Regions from separate parts of the Homo sapiens genome. Here region 2 is linked to region 1. Evidence: read pairs that join two places in POLR2A ChIA-PET (ENCODE). Cell type or tissue: CD4-positive, alpha-beta T cell. All regions are shown on one strand. Each heading gives the region's core, and the rest is flanking DNA. Links, peaks and the distances in the headings are about the cores only.

Evidence for each region. Peaks named below come from ENCODE experiments on the same cell type or tissue, not always from the same donor. Only the 100,000 strongest peaks of a DNase experiment are listed, where the experiment ranks them.
Region 2: POLR2A ChIA-PET joins it to region 1 with 5 read pairs; 8 of 35 experiments call an interaction of 5 or more read pairs at or near these places.

Annotation. Positions count from the first base shown.
Region 1 is chr16:28,191,134-28,195,519 of GRCh38, reverse strand. All of the region lies in intron 1 of XPO6 (exportin 6), which reads left to right. Among named protein-coding and RNA genes, the nearest start is that of XPO6, 19 kb to the left of the region's middle. RefSeq lists an enhancer at 1,741-1,970 and a silencer at 3,225-3,397. In CD4-positive, alpha-beta T cell, for the core only: a CTCF peak has its summit at 2,191; DNase peaks (open chromatin) are centred at 1,749, 2,169 and 2,539; H3K4me3 peaks cover 1,461 bases; H3K27ac peaks cover 3,679 bases.
Region 2 is chr16:28,078,455-28,082,840 of GRCh38, reverse strand. No RefSeq gene overlaps it. Among named protein-coding and RNA genes, the nearest start is that of GSG1L, 17 kb to the right of the region's middle. In CD4-positive, alpha-beta T cell, for the core only: no CTCF peak of the experiment used is centred there; no DNase peak of the experiment used is centred there.

The DNA.
Region 1 (4,386 bases), core at 221-4,220:
CAGCCTCTCAAAGTGCTGGGATTACAGGTGTGAGCCACCACGCCTGGCCATGTTTGACTGGGATCCTTGGGTGTGGGGAAATGTGTTTTTAGGTGAGTAGTTTTCATGGTTCCATATACATATATGTATAGAGCTTATTCACTATTTTTCATAGTTAGTAGGTGTTCTACAGTGTGGATGTACCTTATTTAACCAATCCTGCCTTGATGGAAATTTAAGTTGTCCCCATTCTTTTGTTTTACAAACGGCATTGACATGAAGATCCTTTACACCTAAGCTTTGGAGGAAAAATCACCAAAAGTGTATTGCTGGGTGAGGTTGTCTTTGTGTTTGAAATTTGATAAATATTGCTGACTTGTCTTGGCCCCCACTGAGGTGGCACCAGTTGTCTTGCCATCCCTGTATGAGAGTGAAAGATGTAATTTCAGTTCATTATGGTCGGTGTCATGTTGAAGCCCACAAGGAGTGAGGAGCTCTGAGGGTGGGGAAGGGGGAACTGCATTAGGCTTCACAGAGTTGGGGACCTTTTCGAGGAGTCAGGAGCATTCTAGATAGAGGAAATGGTGTGTGTGAAGACATGGAACTGTTATGTGGAGAGAAAAGGGTGAGTTTGGGTTTGGCTGAGGCAGAGGGTGGGTGGGTGGCTGTGGATGGTGAGGTGGGGACAGTAAGTCAGCTAGGTTAGGGCCAGGTGATGAAATGGTTTAATCACCCCTGGTGGTCAGGTAGCAAAGACCCTGGGCGGCAGTGGTGATGGGGCTTGCAGGTGAAAGATACTTGAGAGAGAATGTACGACCAGTCTTTTTAGCAATCTTTTTTTACCCCCGAAAAACTTTCTAGACTTGTTAGAACCAGAATCACAAAGCTGGGAAGGGCTTTAGTGCAGGGCTTTTCTGGTGCTCTGTAGGCCCATAGGGATTCTTGGAGGTGTCACAGACACTAGGTTTGGGAGTACAGACAGGCATTTGAGACCCCCTCCTCTACCCTTATTAATTAAGCAGTTTCTCATTTAGTCTGCTTTATATGGTGGGGTTCTATGCAATATTTCTTTCTTTAAAAAGAAAAAAAGTGTTTGCTGCTAGAATCATGAGTCTAGTCCCAAACTCTTACTGTCCTGAACACAGATGGAGGCCTGTGGGACACGTTTTCATTCTTACATTCTTCGTTTGCAGCAGTGAGAGGTGATTTGTATATAAAAATGAAAGTGAAAAGGCATTTGGCATTCTTGGGATGTTTTTGAGCATTTAGCTAATTTTTTATGTAGGATTTTTATTTTGTTCCTTTTTTTTTAAGCTCATTGACTCACCAGTGAAATATCTAGTGAAATAGTTTTGCTCATTTATGGATGAGGGTGCTAAGGGATTTACATCCATTGATGTCATTCCCATAGCTACTTGGTGAGGGGGAGTACTGTTGAAAGTTCATTTTGCAAGTGAAGAAACTTGAGCTCCGAGAGGTTAGGTAATTTGCTCAGGGGCAAGCAGATAAGTAATCAGGAAGTCATCATTAGATGCGACCTGCCCTGATTCCACAGCCCACACCCTTCAGTTCATGCTAAGGCCTTCCCAGGACAAGCGTACCCAGCCACCTGTTGGGGGTGGAAGGGCCCAGGAAGAAGAAGGGTGTTGGATTTCTGGTCAGTCTTGGCTTTGGGCTGGTGCCTGTAGAAGGGGCAGAGCTGAGAGACGGACTGAGTCACTTCTAGCAAAATTGGTTGAGAATCGTGGGACGGGTGATGCGTGCTTGCTGTGCGGGGATTGAAGGCTCATGGAAAACCCCATGTAGAGTTATCATCTTCTCTCTCCAGGGATGTGAGCAAGGCCAAGGTTATTGGCCGAGTACCTGTTTCATTTCACCTGTGCACCGACTCCCTCCAGAAAGGCGCCATCTGCTTTCTTGCTGCTCACTGCCACCACAGTCACCACTACCACTGTTTTGCCTTTCTAATCCAGTGCCTCGCCAGTGGGGTGGAGGGATGGAACTGTGTATAGTTCCAGTATTACAATATAGTTTTTTATATTGTACAAGTTTTAGTTTATTAGTGGAACCCGGGCACATGAAAGTCCCTGGTTAGAGAGTTGCTTTGCAGCGTCTTCTCCCTTTGTGGCTAGTAATGATCTGCGGGGATGGGAGGAGCATTGAGAACCTATTGGCCATGAAGAGTCACTTCCTCCCGACACAGATCTCTGCTTGTGCAGCGCCCCCACACTTCCTGCGTAATGCAGTGCCCTCAGAGATCCCCCAGCAGCTGCCACCCCGGCAACATTATCTATATTTGCAGGGATACTTAAGGACCCTTTGGCAATTGGCAGTGATATTTTGAGAGCCTTTGAGGAACGTGACTGAACATGAATTTTAAAAAAGTATAAAGGTGGCACTAGGTGTATTCAGAGGGACAAGCTGGTGGCAACTTAGGGGGACTTTGCCTTTATAAAAGGAGACCCACACATGGAGTTTACGTAAGAAGAACTTACAGTGAGGGAGAGATGACTGTATCAGCCAATACAGATGAAGAATGCTCCAGGAGCTTGCGGGGTTTGCCCACAGTGCCACAGACTAGACTCAGTAGAGCCAGGACTGGCTCTAATCTGGTACTTTCTCTGCCTGCCATGCTTGGCCCTGTACCCCTCAGTGGCAGCACTGTTTCCCATTAGAGAAAACAAACCTGTTAGTTTTCTCATTGCTTATGTAGAGGGTAACCTTCCTGTGTCCCCTCATTCTTGCTTTAGCCTACATTCAGGGGGGTTTTGACTGCACACCAGGTGGGAGCAGTATTGGGGCACATTCTTCTGGTCCTGTCTCCACCCTCTCATTTCTTCCTTTCCATAGGAGTGATTTATCTGATTGGTACACCAGGGAGAGCCTCACTCCATTGGTCCACATCTACCCAGTGTGAGGTCACTGCATCAGAACACTGCCTGGCTTTGTGCTTGAACTCTCTCCCCTGCTTACCCTTAAGAGAAGCCTGTCCTTAGCTGTGTCCTACCTTCCTTTTGTGGCTAGCACCATTCTTTGTCCCTAGGTCTGGAGGCGGGTGGCAAGGCCAACTAGAAATGGGAAGGGCGAGGCATTGCAGCTTTGCCATTGACAAAGAGGATGGTAGACTTTGGTTTGCTCTTGGTTTCTTGAGACTTTATAGCAACCGAGTGGAACCTGGAGGGGATGATTATGCTACCCCAGTTCCCAGTAGTAATGTGGTCTAGAGATTTTTACCAAAGTCAAATAATATTATAACTTTTTTTTTTTTTTTTTTTTTTGAGACGGAGTCTTGCTCTGTCACCCAGGCTGGAGTGCAGTGGCCCGATCTCTGCTCACTGCAGTCTCTGCCACCTGGGTTCAAGTGATTCTCCTGCCTCAGCCTCCTGAGTAGCTGGGATTACAGGTGTCCGCCACCACCACTCCTGGCTAATTTTTGTATTTTTATTAGAGATGGGGTTTCACCATGTTGGCCAGGCTGGTCTCGAACTCCTGACCTCAGGTGATCTGCCTGCCTCAGCCTCCCACAGTGCTGGGATTACAGGCGTGAGCCACCGCGCCCAGCCATTATGTTAACTTATTTAAAATGCCAAGTCTACCTGGGAATAATTCAGGATGAAGGTGGTTTTACAAGAGACTTGCTCTTAAATAGCACAGGTGGTAATAGCAGCTGAAATGAAATTACTCACCTGAGCAGTAGCGTTAATCATCATGTTAGATTTGCAGCATGCTTTTATAGTGGTTCGTCAGTTTCATACTCATTCATTACCTGATGTCATCCAATGCCAGGTAAAGCCAGCTCATTCATCATCCTTAAAACCCTTGGAGCAGAACTCCTCTGTGCTTCCTCAAGGGGTGTAGGAGCTGTCACTGGGCAAGAGCTCTGGTGGCCTGCCCCTGTCTTCACTTGACCCACAGCTAGCTGACTTTGGGAGGATGCTCTCTCTCAGCTTCATTTTCCTCATTGTAGAACAAGATTGGACTTGCTGTGCTCTGGGGTTTGTTTACTTCTGTCTTAAGATTCTGTGATCGTGTTTTAGCATTTCTTGGTAGCTTGCCTTGTGTTAATGTGCCCAGTAAGTATCTTTTGAGTTTAATACTAGGCATGCAGATATAAACATCCATCCTCCTGGGATATGTACCTGGGAAAGGGAAGCAGATGGGACTGTGAAGACAGAGCCTACTCTTGGCTGTATTACTTACTTTAGACAGTTTCTGCAGAATAACTATTTTTATCATTTACTTTTTTTGGCTGTTTAATTAAGCCTTCTGACTGGAATATAAATAAGTATATAAAATATATGTATTTTAGCTCCTAGTGGATATGGTTTGTTGCCCAACCAGTAGATGCAAACATTTTAATGTCTAGGCTGTGTAACTGTGGTGAAAATAAACCTGGCACCTGAGAGA
Region 2 (4,386 bases), core at 242-4,241, 110 kb after region 1:
GTGTGGCCAACACCCAGGCAGGGACTGGAATGTAGCAGAGCCGGCAGCAGCGAACATTCTCTGAAAAGAGACAGATAGAAAATATCTGAGGCTTTGCAGGCCGTTGTCTCTGTCTCGAATGCTCAACTCTGCCACCGGAGCATGAACTGCAGCCACGGAGAACACTAACAAATGGGTGTGGCTGTGTTCCGATAAAACCTTATTTATGGGCCGGGCGCGGTGGCTCATGCCTGTAATCCCAGCACTTTGGGAGGCCGAGGCGGGTGGATCACGAGGTCAGGAGATGGAGACCACCATCCTTGCTAACACGGCGAAACTCCGTCTCTATTAAAAATACAAAATATTAGCCGGGCGTGGTGGCAGGTGCCTGTAGTCCCAGCTACTCGGTAGGCTGAGGCAGAAGAATGGCGTGAACCCAGGAGGCAGAGCTTGCAGTGAGCCGAGATCGAGCCACTGCACTACAGCCTGGGCGACACAACCAGACTGCGTCTCAAAAAACAAAACAAAACAAAACAAAAACTTTATTTATGGACACCAAAATTTCAATTTCATATAATTTTCATGTGTCAATACATATGATTCTTTTGATTTATTTATTTTTTTGAGACAGTTTCGCTCTGTCCCCCAGGCTAAAGTGCAGTGGGGTGATCTCCGCTCACTGCAACCTTTGCCTCCTGGGTTCAAGGGATTCTCCTGCCTCAGCCTCCTGAGTAGCTGAGACTACAGGGTGGGGCTCCACCATGCCTTGCTAATTTTGGTATTTTTTTTGTAGAGACGGAGTTTCACCATGTTGGCCAGGCTGGTCTTGAACTCCTGACCTCAAGTGATCTGCCCACCTTGGCCTTCCAAAGTGCTGGGATTACAGGCGTGAGCCACCTCACCCGGCCAATGTGATTCTTATTTTGACTTTTTTCAACCATTTAAAAATGTAAAACTCATTCTTAGCGTGTAGGTCAGACAAAGGCAGGTGGTGGTGGGGTTTGGCCCGGGGGCTATAGTTTGCTGCCTGGTCTAGCAGATGCTCCGTATTTGTTGAAGGATTGAAGGGACATTAGAGGTGACAGCTGGATGCTCCGGTCAAGTAGCCCAGAGACTGTGATGAAGCCCCTTGCAACAAAAATCCCTGAGAATTAAAGTAGGGTTGGTGTAAACTGCTGGAGGCAGCTGTCTCACCCCAAGATCTTCAGCGACAGAGGGCAGGGCCAAGAGGTCACCCAGGTGCCTGGCTGGGGAGGTTGTTCCCAGGCCTTCAGTGCTGGTCGACGCCATGGTGCTGAAGTGACAGAGGAGACACGGGAAGGCACTGGCCACTTCCTGACCACACTGCATGTGTTCAGCTGTAGGCTCAGTGAGGATGGGTCCTGGGATTGGGGTCTGGGTGGAGATCTAGAGCACATTGGAGCTGAAACCCTAACCCAGGGCTGGAAAACTCCAGTGACTTCTAGGATTAGGCCAGGAATGCAGATAAGCAAAGGAGGTCTGATGTAAGACAACAGGGCATGATGGGGGCTCTGGCAAAGAGGGGAGACCGCCTCCTATTTAAAGCAGTTACTCAGTCTTGGCACTGTGGCCCATGCTGGTTATCCCAGCATTTTGGGAGGCTGAAGTGGGAGGATCATTAAGCCAGGAGTTCAAGACCAGCTTGGGTGATGTAGTGAGACCCCATTTCTTAAAAAAAAAAAAGTAAATAAAATAAAAATTATTTTTTTAATTAGCTGGGCACAGTAACAAGTATCTGCCATTCCAGCCACTCGGGAGGCTGAGGCAGGAGGATCGCTTGAGCCCAGGAGGTTGAGGCTGCAGTGAGCTGTGATGACACCACTGGACTCCAGCCTTGGTGAAAGAGCAGGATGCTGTCTAAAAAAAAAAAAAAAAAAGGCAATTATTCAGTTTCAGCCAATCCTGCCAGGTGGGAATGCAGGCTCCATGCCAGCAGATTTCTAGATTGTTCTTGAGAAGCTGCAGAATTCAGTTGTTTGTATGAAATCTCCTGATTTAAAATCTTGGCTCAAATAATAATAATACAAAGTCATGCCAGGAGTTTTCTGCATGTTGAGTGGATATTGGAATGCCTTCTTACAGAGAGCTCCGAGAGGCTAGGTTACCTTACCAACAGCACACAGCTCAGAGATGCCAAACTGGGTGTGGGTGACCTCACAGCTGCCTTCCAGGTGGTGGCTCTTTGTGACCTCATTCACTGAGTGAAGGGGGAGAGGATCAGAGGGTCTCTCTTCAGCCAGATTTGGGCCCCAGACAAGATTCAGAAACTGCTACTATCAGCCAGGCTTGGGGACTCATGCCTATAATCCCAGCACTTTGGGAGGCCGAGGTGGAAGGATCACTTGAGCCCAGGAGTTTGAGACCAGCCAGGGAAACATAGCGGGACCTTGTCTCTGCAAAACATAAAAAAATTAGCTGGGCTTGGTGGTGGACGCCTGTAGTCCCAGCTACTTGGGAGACTGAGGCTCGGGAGGATCACTTGATCCCGGGAGGTTGAGGCTGCAGTGAGCTGTGATTACACCACTGCACTCTAGCTTGGGCTGGGCTTTGTAAGAGTGAGACCCTGTCTTTATAAAAAAACAAAACTACTACTCGCTAGCTTTTTTGAAAACTGTGGTGTTCAGAAAATGGATATGGTCACCATATTATAATTCGTATGGCGTAGTACTACTAAATAAGTTTTTTTTTTTTTTTGAGATGGAGTCTTACTCTGTCTCCCAGGCTGGAGTGCAATGGCGCGATCTTGGCTCACTGCAACCTCCTACTCCCGGGTTCAAGTGATTCTTGAGCTTCAGCCTCTGGAGTAGCTGGGATTACAGGCGCGTGCCACCACACCCAGCTAATTTTTGTATTTTTAGTAGAGACAAGGTTTCGCCATGTTGGCCAGGCTGATCTCAAATGCTTGACCTCAAGTGATCCACCCACCTCGGCCTCCCAAAGTGCTGGGATTACAGGTGTGAGCCACCGTGCCCGGCCTGAAGAAGATATTAACATTACAACTTGCTCCTTTATTTGAGAACAGTGGCAATATTATGATTGTTACGATTATGGTTGTGATTTGATCACTACTATACACCTCAGGACTCCCTTCCATATCCAACACCCCACACCCTGCACCCAGGAAATAAATTGGTTTTAACCATCTGGCTGCTAGACCATGTCTCTCCCACCCCACCGCTACTCCACCCCCACTTACCCAACCATCTGGTCCAGCCCTGCCCAGCCAAGCCATGCCGTCTGGTAGACCTTGCTGGCTACCAGCACAAAGGGCTGGTGTTCCCTGTCACCTTCAGTCACAGGGGTGCTAGGAAGGGCATATCCAGGTTCTTGGAGGGACAAAGCCATGCGGGACCTTCCTTCTTGGTTGATAGAGAAGTGGGTGGGTGCATACACCCATGTCTGATGGAAGTGGCTGTCACTCGTGTTTTCGAAAAATGTGGCTTTTTTTGTGAAGAAACTTTGGGAAGTGATGTTGCTGCCATGCCTGCATTCTTTTTTTTTTTTTTTTTGAGCCAGAGTCTCCCTCTGTTGCCCAGGCTGGAGTGCAGTGGCGCCATCTCAAGTCACTACAACCTCTGCCTCCTGGATTCAAGCAATTCCCCTGCGTCAGCCTCCTGAGTAGCTGGGATTACAGGCGCCCACCACCACGCCCAGCTAATTTTTGTATTTTTAGTAGAGACAGGGTTTTGCCTTATTGGCCAGGCTGGCCTCGGACTCCTGACCTCAAGTGATCCGCTCGCCTCGGCCTCCCAAAGTGCTGGGATTACAGGTGTGAGCCACCGCACCCCGCCCATGCCTGCATTCTTAAGGGCCTTGGAAAGCACTCTGCATGCACGCAGTGGCCCAGCCAGCCCACTCTGCAAATCCCTCTGTCTGCCCCTCTCATTTCACAATTCCATCAGAATCGGCGGCCGTGCTGGTGAAGAAGGGTTTGCTCTTAATGAGCCTGCCCAGAATTGCCTTGTTTTCTTGGCGTTGACAAACTATATCCCTTAATAAAAGTTTCATGACTCAATTTAGCACGGGAGGTACATAATCCCAGCCCCTCCTGCCCTGAAATCAAAGATTGCCTCGGAGTATTGGTCCCAGGGGCACTCCTGGGTTTGACACAAACGCTGTCTGGGGGCATCGCTGGCTGAGATTTGCCAGGGGGTCTGTGGGCAGAAGGTGCCCCCTCGGGGAAGGCCTCCCGCTGCTGCCTCCTCCTGCTCTCTTCTGGTGGTCACTGGTCATTCTGGCTGTTCAGCTCTGCCCTGGTCATCCACGGTAGCAGGTTGTTTGCAGAGTCAACCACAGCTCTCCCTCCCATCTCACCAGCCCTTTGCAAATGCTTGTCTCATCAAGAGGTGGGGTCTATTTTCTCCTCTCCTAAATCTGGCCTAATTG